Linked DNA regions of Homo sapiens: region 2 is linked to region 1. The links are chromatin contacts, found by Hi-C or POLR2A ChIA-PET in ENCODE. All regions are on one chromosome and are shown on one strand. Each heading gives the region's core, a stretch centred on a gene start or an enhancer-like site at or near the end of the contact. The rest is flanking DNA. Distances are from core to core; before and after follow the strand shown.

Evidence for each region. A loop is a pair of places that touch in the nucleus more often than their neighbours do. ChIA-PET counts read pairs that join two places held with the same protein, here RNA polymerase II (POLR2A). Pooled maps may share reads with other maps.
Region 2: a map of endothelial cell of hepatic sinusoid shows a loop between it and region 1 (4-fold over the local background). The contact joins two enhancer-like sites. A Hi-C loop is called at or near these places in 5 of 168 maps with a recorded cell type or tissue (PC-3, PC-9, cardiac septum and 2 more), 3 of 37 single-sample maps with no recorded cell type and 3 of 50 pooled maps. POLR2A ChIA-PET finds 5 or more read pairs at or near these places in 10 of 52 experiments (A549, CD4-positive, alpha-beta T cell, HEK293 and 7 more).

What each region holds. Positions count from the first base shown.
Region 1 is chr14:68,441,616-68,446,671 of GRCh38, reverse strand. The region is part of intron 9 of RAD51B (RAD51 paralog B); the gene reads right to left. Among named protein-coding and RNA genes, the nearest start is that of RAD51B-AS1, 240 kb to the left of the region's middle. Within about 2 kb of position 1,736, at least 3 of the 41 ENCODE cell types and tissues checked have a DNase peak (open chromatin) inside an H3K27ac peak, as active enhancers do.
Region 2 is chr14:68,516,777-68,521,815 of GRCh38, reverse strand. LOC124903334 (a long non-coding RNA gene) reads left to right here. Exons shown (of 3, transcript XR_007064223.1): 3 at 1-5,039. It also overlaps a transcript of RAD51B not described here. Among named protein-coding and RNA genes, the nearest start is that of RAD51B-AS1, 170 kb to the left of the region's middle. Within about 2 kb of position 1,840, at least 11 of the 41 ENCODE cell types and tissues checked have a DNase peak (open chromatin) inside an H3K27ac peak, as active enhancers do.

The DNA.
Region 1 (5,056 bases), core at 487-2,986:
CATATGGTGGCAAAGACAGCCACAAGGAGCTCCAGGCTTATATCCTACCAATTTAGCAACTCTTATTGTTCAGCAAAATTCTGGGCTTACTCTATTCAACTTAGCTTGGGTTAACCAACTATTGCAAACCAATCTCTGTAGAAAGGAAATGTGATCCTTCCATTGGTCAGACATGAACCCAGTGGGTACAATCAGCCCTCAGCTCTAACTAGACAACATAGGCTGAAAAAAATTGAAGAGGCATGTTTCCTTACAGGAAAATCATAGTGTAGGTATGAGAGAAGGGGTAAGAGATCAAGGGCAAGCAGAAATACCAGATGTCTATCACATTGTTTATGAGGCAAGACAAACTAGTAGCTACAAGTCACTTCAGAGTCTCTTTTCTACCATTTACTAGTTGTTTTAACTTCAGAGCACTTCATAATCTCCATAGCCCATTTCTTCCATCTGTAAATTCAGGGTAGTAATACCCACTTCACAGTGTTATTGTAAAAACCCACCTCACAGCATATTATAAAGATGATGTTTGTATAGCTCTTATCATGTGCCTGGCATAAAAATGGCAGCCGATAATGTTATTATCAGCATTCCCTGGAGCGGCTATTATAGAAAGCACAGAGGATACAGTAGAAATGGGTAGGAAAGAAAGTTGCATAGCTATAATTTAGACGTCAAACCATGACATGTAGCCTCACTTTTGAGCCCCTCTAGAGTCTATTGGTTTAATCTTGGCACTTGAACAGAATCATTGCCTCCAATACCTTAAACCGTTCTCAGTCCAACACCACATTTGTTTCCACTCTACTGTACAAGCTCTGGAGGATAGTTGATCCCTCTCATTCACCAAGTCAATCACTTTCTGTATACCTGCTCATGACTTTAGAAAAGTCTTAATTATAGATTTCCCAATATAAGGATGATACTACTTGAAACTCATCAAGACCCAGTTACAGTTTGAGGTGGGTTAACAATTAAGAATGATAATTTTAATTATTTTAGTATCTGTGGCCCAGTGTCATAGACTGAGGAAGGTGGGGTTCAGGAAAGCCAGTCAATTATAAGCTATATCTGCAGGATTATACCTTAAATTGGTGAATAATTATTAAGACCAATAACAACTAACAATTAATCTCTTTGGGATTGAGTTTCTTCATGTATAAAATGGGGATAATAGTACTTACCTTACAAAGATGTTGATAATAAATGCATTTTTATTAATACATGCACAGCACTTTAGTACTTAGCAAATGGTCAAGTACTTGATGAATGCTAGCTATTATTGTTACTGTCGTTGTTGTTTTTAAATACTATTGAATTGGAAATCAGTAAATTAGTAATCTTATACAGAATCATTTTTAAGTAAGAGATCTTTTCCTTCTGAAGGAAAGAAAGTTTAAGAGGTCTGGCCAATCCTATGGGTTTACAGCCATGTGAAGCTGAGAAGAGAATTCTGCAGTCTCTTCCCCTAAATTGTCCCTTTGTTGAAAGCCTTGTGGGCTAACTCTTCAGCCTGCAAGCAGAGTGTGAATGTGGGAAGACATCCTGTAGTTCTAGTTTGCTGTTGGCATTGGGTTCCATAATGAAGGTCTCTGGACCTCATAAACAGTGCCATGAGAGGAAAAATTTGCCAAAGTTCAGTTGCATATCAAAGAAAGCCACAGAGCCAGAGAGCTCCCCGAGGACCCACACAGCTGCTTTGTCTACTGCCAAGCCATGGCTCTAATGCACGGATATGCCTGTGGGCCAAGAGCCAAAGCCACAAAGTTCCACCAGTTCATTTAGCCTTGGCATTTCAGTGTACTGAGGGATCTGTTATTTGGGTTGCTGTCTCATTATTAAGGGGTAAAAACAGAAATATGCCCCCCCATCACCAGAAAACTGGTTTACTAAAATCACCACCACCACCTCCACCCCATCCCTGCTCCTACTGTGAGAACAGTTCTACTGTCCTGTGTGACAAAATACAGCAAATGCCAGTTTTTCTCACTGGTGACCCCTGATCACTTTGTGGTCATTCTTTCCCATGGAGCTGACTTGGATGGGCCAGTTTCTGCATCCCAGGGTAGGTGCAGCCCTGTGGCCAATGCCACCACTGCTGAGTCTATCTTAAACCCTATCCCTCTAAAATAAAACACTCTGGATGGTTTAATTTCCATTCCAATAGCTTTTCAAATTTTCCCTAAACCTCTTTCACCTCAAAACACACACACACACACACACACACACACACAATTCACAATTCTTTCCACCTGTGGAATTTGCTTATTTCCTCAAACAATGCCCCCTAATCCAGTGACTACAACTTTTCTTCCTGGAAGTCATGATGATTTGAGCTCTAGAAATGTCCCTGAATGGAGAGCTATGTAGAGGACTTCGCACAAGAGAATACTGAAGTTACAAACAGTAGCTTGTCATCTTTGGAGAAGTTTTATTTAAGTCAACAAATACAAGTTGGGCATCTGCTCTGTGCCAGGCACTGTGCTGTGACTTGCAGCTGGCATGACAGGGAGGCAGTCAGCAGGTAACTGAACATAAAACCATGTGCAATGAGAGTCCAGAGAACACCCGTTCTTCATTCTTTACAAGAATGTAAGAGATAGAATCATGAAGGCCATGCCATGGAGAACAGGCTGAAAAGTTCTAGGCACTAATATACACTTCAAAGTCATACTGGAAGCATACAAATATGAGTACATAATGCTTTATGAGTAAAGAAAAGGTACCTAGCACTACTATTTCTTATCCATGAATTCGGTTTGAATATTCAAAATTCATCCCTCACTAGAGAAGCTTTTATTCTTGAAAGCAGAAAGTTTTGTTTTTTTTTTTTAAACACAAATTCATGTTTTCATATAGGAAAATGCAGTCCTTGAGAAAAAGTGACTTATTCAAGGCTAGGCAAAGTTGGTGTCCCAAAGGCTGAAGGTGGACAAGCTGGGGCAGCTCTCAGAATTCCCATCTTCTGCATTACCATCAGACCACCCTGCCATAATAAAACCAACCCCATGTCTTGGTTTTGAGCATTTGAAAAATGGAAAGAAATGTGACATTTTCCATTTGAAAATGGAAAGAAATGTGATAGGGAATCTTAGATTCCCTGGCTTTCTGATTACTTGCAAATCCACATAAGGCTCACATATCACCCTCCTCTCATTTGTCAGCATCTGAATTTTTTTGGTCATCATGTGAGTGATGAAAACTTAAAAGCTACGTTGATATGTATAGCATGTGGAAAACCACTCCCAGGTTCCTTCTGCCCTGGAAGAGTCAGAGGCACATGCGCACATTTCTTATACACCCAAACAGACCTATTCGTCCACTCGTGAACACATTCAACATCATCAGACACTCGTTCAAAAAATAGCATGCTATGTGCTGACTCGATGGGAAGCCACAGGCTAAGTTCTCAGACCCTGGCCAAGAAGAGATGGGATCCAACTCATCCCTAGACCACAGGAAAAATACTTTCAACCACAGAGCTGGCCGCAAAATATTCTTTTTGTAGGAAACAAAATGTTTCCAGCCCTGGGATTTTCTTTTCTTTATTTTATTATTTTTCAGTCCTTTCACTGTTATTGAGGAGGAAAGGCAAATGCTTAAGCAAGAGGCCAAGTAAACATCGAAAGAAACCAAAACCAGGACTCCTTTGCTGGGAGAGTGGAACACAGGGTGAATGAGCAGTGCACTGCATGAGGCCCAGGCCTTGTGAAGTTTCAGGGGGAGCAACAACCTGGGTCATTCTTTAGGTGTTCACAGCCCCAGTTTCATTCCACTTTACTGCAGCTCCTCTTATTGATTAAGTCGGCTTGGACAAGTTACTTAACTTTTCACAGCCTCCACTTCCTTAAGTGTTAAGTGTGAATAATAATAATAATAATAATAATATCACAGGTTAGCATAAAGAATAAATGAAACATACATAAAAGCTGCACCGGCCGGGTGTAGTGGCTCATGCCTGTAATCCCAGCACTTTGGGAGGCCGAGGCGGGCGGATCACAAGCTCAAGAGATTGAGACCATGCTGGCCAACATGGTGAAACCCCATGTCTACTAAAAATACAAAAATTAGCTGGGCATGGTGGCATGCACCTGTAGTCCCAGCTACTCAGGAGGCTAAGGTAGGAGAATAGCTTGAACCCAGGAGGCGGAGGTTGCAGTGAGCTGAAATCGCGCCACTGCTCTCCAGCCTAGCAACAGAGCGAGACTCTAGCTAAAAAAAAAAAAAAAAAAAAAAAAAGCACAATGCCTACTACATAGTAGGCACTCAAGAAATAGGATTTGTTAAGGTAGTTTCAGTAACTCTCTCAGATGCTGCTAGAGAACTATTTTCATGAACTGTTAGAACACAAAGATTCCTTAGAGACTAATACTCCAGACCCCATATTTCATAAATAAGAAAACAGTCCTAGAGAGAGAAAGGTTGTGACCAAATCATCCAGTCAGTAGTAGGCCCTGGGCTAAGACCCTGCAGACTGGACGCAGAGTAAAGAGAGTTAAAGTAATTCACATCATAGAATATATTAACACTACGTGCTGTTGACTGGCCATGGATCTCAGACTTTGTATCTTTAAGAATTGCCCAGCAATGTAGAAATGCAGATTTCTAGACCCACCCCCAAAGCTGCTGATTTAGTCTGGGAAGTCCAGGAATCTGAATTTTTAACAAGCTCTGCCAGTGGATTCCAAGAGGTATTCCTCTGACCACCTGTCAAGAAGTATTACAAGAGGAAGTCGTCAGCCAAATAAATAACTGAGCAGAGTGTTAGGGTTATATCCTATGGTTTAGCACAAACAATGTGGCCAGCGCCCGTTGATAATGAGACTTTTCCCACTGTATAAAATAGTAACTGAGGTATAGCATGGCATTGCTTCTTCTTCATAGAACCAGAAAGTGAAATCATCTTCTAGATCATGAAATTCTCTTATAGAAGGGGAACCTGTGACTCAGAGTCATTTGTCCAAGATCACATATCTAATTAGAAACAGAGCTAGAATTTTACTTTAGAATAACATTATCTTTTTTGCAATGGAAAAATTTTTCCAGGTACCCACATATG
Region 2 (5,039 bases), core at 591-3,090, 75 kb before region 1:
ATGGCCACTGGTGCCAAAGGAACCACTCTGAAAATTCTGGAGGTTTTCAAGACTCTGGGGATTCAGAAATGGAGGAAGAAAAGAAGCTGCTGCAGGAACAGTGCAGGGAAGCTAGAAGGGAACAGGGTGGCAGCCCCAGCTCAAAAGGTCTTCCCTCTCAAGGGCACCACCTGAAACGTATAAGGTTGCCTGAAATTCCACAGATTAGACATTTAGTTTTGCTTCTTTACAACAATATATCTCAAAGAGAACTGGCTGGTTAAACATTATTCATACATCTGTGTGAACTGGTTTATTTGCTCTCTTCCTAATACCTACACACTTAGAAACTCCAGGGAGCAAAGAGCTTGGGTCTGAGTTAGGGACTAGGAAAGGAACAGAAAGTAATAACTTAGAGTCATGAAGCACTGTCCAAGACATGGCCAGCTGTTCAGACTCTGAGAGCCCCAGTTCAATTCACTGGCTGGCCTGCAGACAGCCTGCCTGGCTCATGAGAAGGGAGGAGTGGGGAGTCAGGACCTGGAGGTCCTGAGGTGCTTTTCTGATGTTGGTACTTTCACGTTGCCCACTCATAAAATACCCTTTGTAAATGGCTTCTGGGACTCCCTCCTCTCTGGGAGTGCCTCCTTCGTGAGCTCTGCATATGGGTGGCCCAGAGAGCAGGCCCCAGCTGTTGCCTCTCCTCAGACATTCCATCCCTATGACCTCATCCAGGTGCGGGCTTGAGTCACCACTCCACTACAGACTCTCTTGATTTGGATATTCAGTTGCCTACTTGACATCTCCCTTTCAAGTACCTCAAACAAAACGCTCCATGTGCCCTTACCCCTACCCCCTGCCACCCAAAACAATCCAAACAAAAACTCCATCAGCCTGGTCTCCATGGACATGTTCTTGATGCAGTCAACCTTTCAGGACTATTGACGTTTCTCTTTGTACCTTGTACTTTTCTTTCACAGCCCTTAGGACAATGTATAATCACTTACTTATTTTCATATTGACTTGTGTAATACCTGTTTCCCAATAGACTGTAAAATTCATGAGAATGAGACCAGGTGGTTTGTCTCCTGTTCTTCCCCACACCCTAACTGGCACACAGTAGGTCCTCACTATGTATTTGTTGAATGGATAGTATTAAAGTGAAGATGGGTCCTAGGGTGAGGAAGAGTTTCTGGGCACAAAGAAAGGCCATGAAACCTGGCAAAAAATACATATGAGCTCATATCTTGTTTTCCTGAGGAGCTATTTGGTTTCTTCCTCCTCCTATTTGATGAAGTTATATGTTTAATTAAAGCCCTGAACAGTTAGAACAAATGTATAGGAAATGATCACATGATCATGAACTTAGCAAACAGCTACAAGCTTAACTGTCTAATATGGGGAGTGCCTAAATGATATGTATCAATATGGTTGACTCTCAGTTATCCATTCCAGTGGATAATCTAATAGCCAGTAATCTAATAGTTCATAATTTACTTGCCTATAATCCCATAAGTTTTACATGTGGCTTTGGATTATGTTTTGGAATTTGCACCAGGGTATGGGGGCTCTGATGGTTTAGGAATTCACAGTACTTTGAGCATATATGTCCTATGTCACTACCCCAGTTGCCCATTAAGGATTCCTCTGGGTTCCAACTGCATGTGGAAAAAATACTGCATTGTGCTTAGGAGGAAAGTGCATTGGTCTTTGTTTGTTTGTTTGTTTGTTTTGTTTTGGCTGTAAAAATTGGGGTCCAAACCCCAGCTCTTGCATTTACTAACTAGCTCTGTTTTCACACTACTTGTCCCCGTCTAAACCACTCCCTCAGGCAGGTGCAAAACAAGGCGAAAGCAGAGTTAAGCTCCTTATGAACTTTCTGTTTTACATCTAGGCAAAGAAACGTTCTCTCTTCTCCTTTTTTTCTCTTTTTCTTTCTGCCTTAGAAGACCTTCTCTTCCAGCTCAGTGGGATGAAGTCAACAAGGTCTTTGCTTTACAAAATCATGCCTGATTGGGAAAGATCCTGAAAATGTCTAGACAAATCTGAAAGAAAAATGCTGTCCTGGGCAATCTAATACAGAAAACTGACTCTGGGCTTTCCCTGGGCTCCACTGGTCCCACCAATGGTGCAAATGACGGTGACTTTCTCCACGTTCTACATACATCTGGGCATTTGCTCATGCTGTCTTGGGTCAAAGTCTCAAGTTGGAAAATGGATTCATCCTGAGATCCAAGGCAGAACCAGTCGTGTTGTCAGTGGGTAGCTGAGACCCCAAAATTCCCACCTCTTTTCCTGTCATGAAGTTTCTATCTCGAGAGAAAACAGCTGTCCATTCTTAGGCCAACTGGGACTGAAGCCAGCTGTTCCTTCCAGATGCCAAGAGTCAGATGCACGCCCACTCTTTTCTCCTATTCCCTAAGGCTGAAGTCTCAAACTTTATTGAATTTATTAATAACCTCAGGGACTTGCTAAAAAGCATTTCCCCAGGCTCTACCTCCAGAGAATCTGATTCAGTTAATTCAGGTTGGCCAGGAAATCTGCATGTTAAATAACAACCCTCCTGCCCCACCTCATTTCTGATCTCTAGGAAATTCCTATGTAATTGGTCTGAGAATCATACTTTGAGTGACAATAGCCACAGTGGAGGCACTGGTGTGCCGGTAAATGTTTAACAACTGGCTCTGGAGGTGGAAAAGCCTGGTTTGTAGCTTGCTGATTTCTGTGGTATAAATATTCCCACCTTGGTCAACTCAAGCTACAAATATGACATCATGATTGTGAAGTTGGGAAAAGGTTTGTGCAATCAGTTCTGATAAGCCCATAGTAACTGATTTCAGCATGCCCACTGGGTGGAAGTGGCCGGATGCCTCCAAATGCTGGTTCCTAGGCTCTGGCATAGAAGGGCCACTGTTTGGTCCAGAATGTCACATCCCCTAATTTTTTTTCCCTAAATCCTTCGTTTTTTGAATGGTTTGTTTTGGTTACTGGCTCTCGGAGACCTTGAGGGGTTCCAAGCCAGAGAACAAAGAAGGGGAAGAGAAGGAGCTCCAAGAAAGAAAATGCAATTAGTGTAGGATGTTGGCCTCAGCTACGCTGCTAACCTTGTTCAACCCAGCTTTCAGCAGGGAAGGGGTTTCAAACACCTGTCTCTGCCTTCATTTGATAAGCTTTCTGGTCAAGTCACATTAACCTGATCCTGCTGACCTGGAGAAGGATGAAAAGGCTGAGTGTCGGGGACCTGAGGGGATGAAAGTGGATGGGGGAGGCCTGGGGGGGGGGCTCATATGACCTGGGGTCACCATCGGCTTAAGGCTTCCCCTTTGTCTCCCTGCTCTGGCCCCATGTTTGAAGGTTCTGGTGATTTCCTCCCGCCCCCCGACTAGGCGAACAGATGTGGAAAGATCTCCAGTTCCCAGGGCTCAGGACACAACTGCCTGTTGTTTCCCGCCTGCAGACCGGGGCCTGCAGTCACAGGCAGAACAGCTACGCAATCACTTGCCAAAGAGCTGAGCCCAGTCAGGTGTGGGGTGCAAGCCTACTCTGCCTTTTGGGAGTGAGAGGATGTGTAAGCCTAGCTGAACAAGAATGGAAAACAACCATGTTCCCGCCCTGTTGTGCTCTAAGTTCACTGTGTAGGAATTCAGAGGCACTTTAGCAGAGGCAATGACTTGAGCTCTTCCACGGCAATACAATGCTCACAGGTGCCATGACCATTTGAACAAACGCTGCCTTCTGGGCCAGCTGCTTCTCTTGTCCCACACTGCAGGTACTGCCAACGTGAGAACTTTGCCCACTTCTAGACTGGAGTTGAGGGCACCCTGCTACTCTAAAAAGGATGTTTTCCTCAGCCCACTGAGCTTTCAGGGCTCACTAGATCAAGGCGGTAGAAGAGTTACAAAGGAAGGGGTGCAAGTGTTAGCTTCCTTATGTACCTTATTTATTCAACACTGATAGTTTCAGAAATGGCTTAGAGCCTAGCTTCCTCACCAATATCCATATACCTTTGACAAGTGGGACAAATAAAAGCATAAAAATATCTCCCTTAAATAAAACGCCTTTCTCATATCTAGTCCATCTACAAGAATAAGCTGATACCTAATGATATGTTTTCTAGTTTATGCAATAAATGGTGGTGATTACAATTTTGCACAAAGACCTGGTACATATACGTCTTAGCATGTAGCACATTTACCTGTAAATGCTACAAGTAGCAGAATGACAGCCATCTCCCTAAAGCACTGATTCTCCAAGTGAGGTCTGCAGTCCCCTGGGATCCCTGAGACCCTATCAGGGTGTCTGCAAGCTCAAAATTATTTTCATAATTTTGATAATATTTCATAATAATACCAAGATGTTATTTGCCTTCTTCACTGTGTTGACATCTGGGTAAAATTGCTGGTGCTAGACTATGCTGGCAGTCACGGCATTCTTCACTGCTACAAACTTACAGGGGGAATAAATGCCAGTTTCACCAAAGAATGTCCTAAATTAGACAGTAAAAATTATTAATTTTATAAAACCTTGCCCAAAAGGTACTTTTTCTCTCCTCCCCTCCTCTCCCCTCTCTGCCTCCCTTCCCCTTCCCCTTCCCTTTCCTTTCCTTCCCTTCCCTTCCCTTTCTTTTCTTTGTGTGATGACTTGGAAACAAAGTATCAAGCATTTCTGGTGCATCCTGAAGTATGATGGTCATCTGGAGGAAAAGCACTTGTGTGAGTGTCCTGAGTTGTGATCTGCACTAGTCACTTTCATGGAACACAATGTTTACTCAAAAGGACCAAATAACCATAGTTATTCAGATTTGGTTATTTGACAGGCATTTTCTCAAAAATGAACAAACTGAGCTCATCACTTCAAGAAAGACAATAATTAACAGTATTTTCTGCCAAAATAGAAGTATAAAGCAAAAATTAGAATTTTTAGAAACCTGTATCTGCCATAGTGAACTTAACACCTTCCCAACACTTACAGAGGTTTTTGATGAGATCAGTGATATTAACAAATAAGAACTTTTAGTTTTCATCAAGAAATATATCAAATTTGAAAAATCTGCATGACTT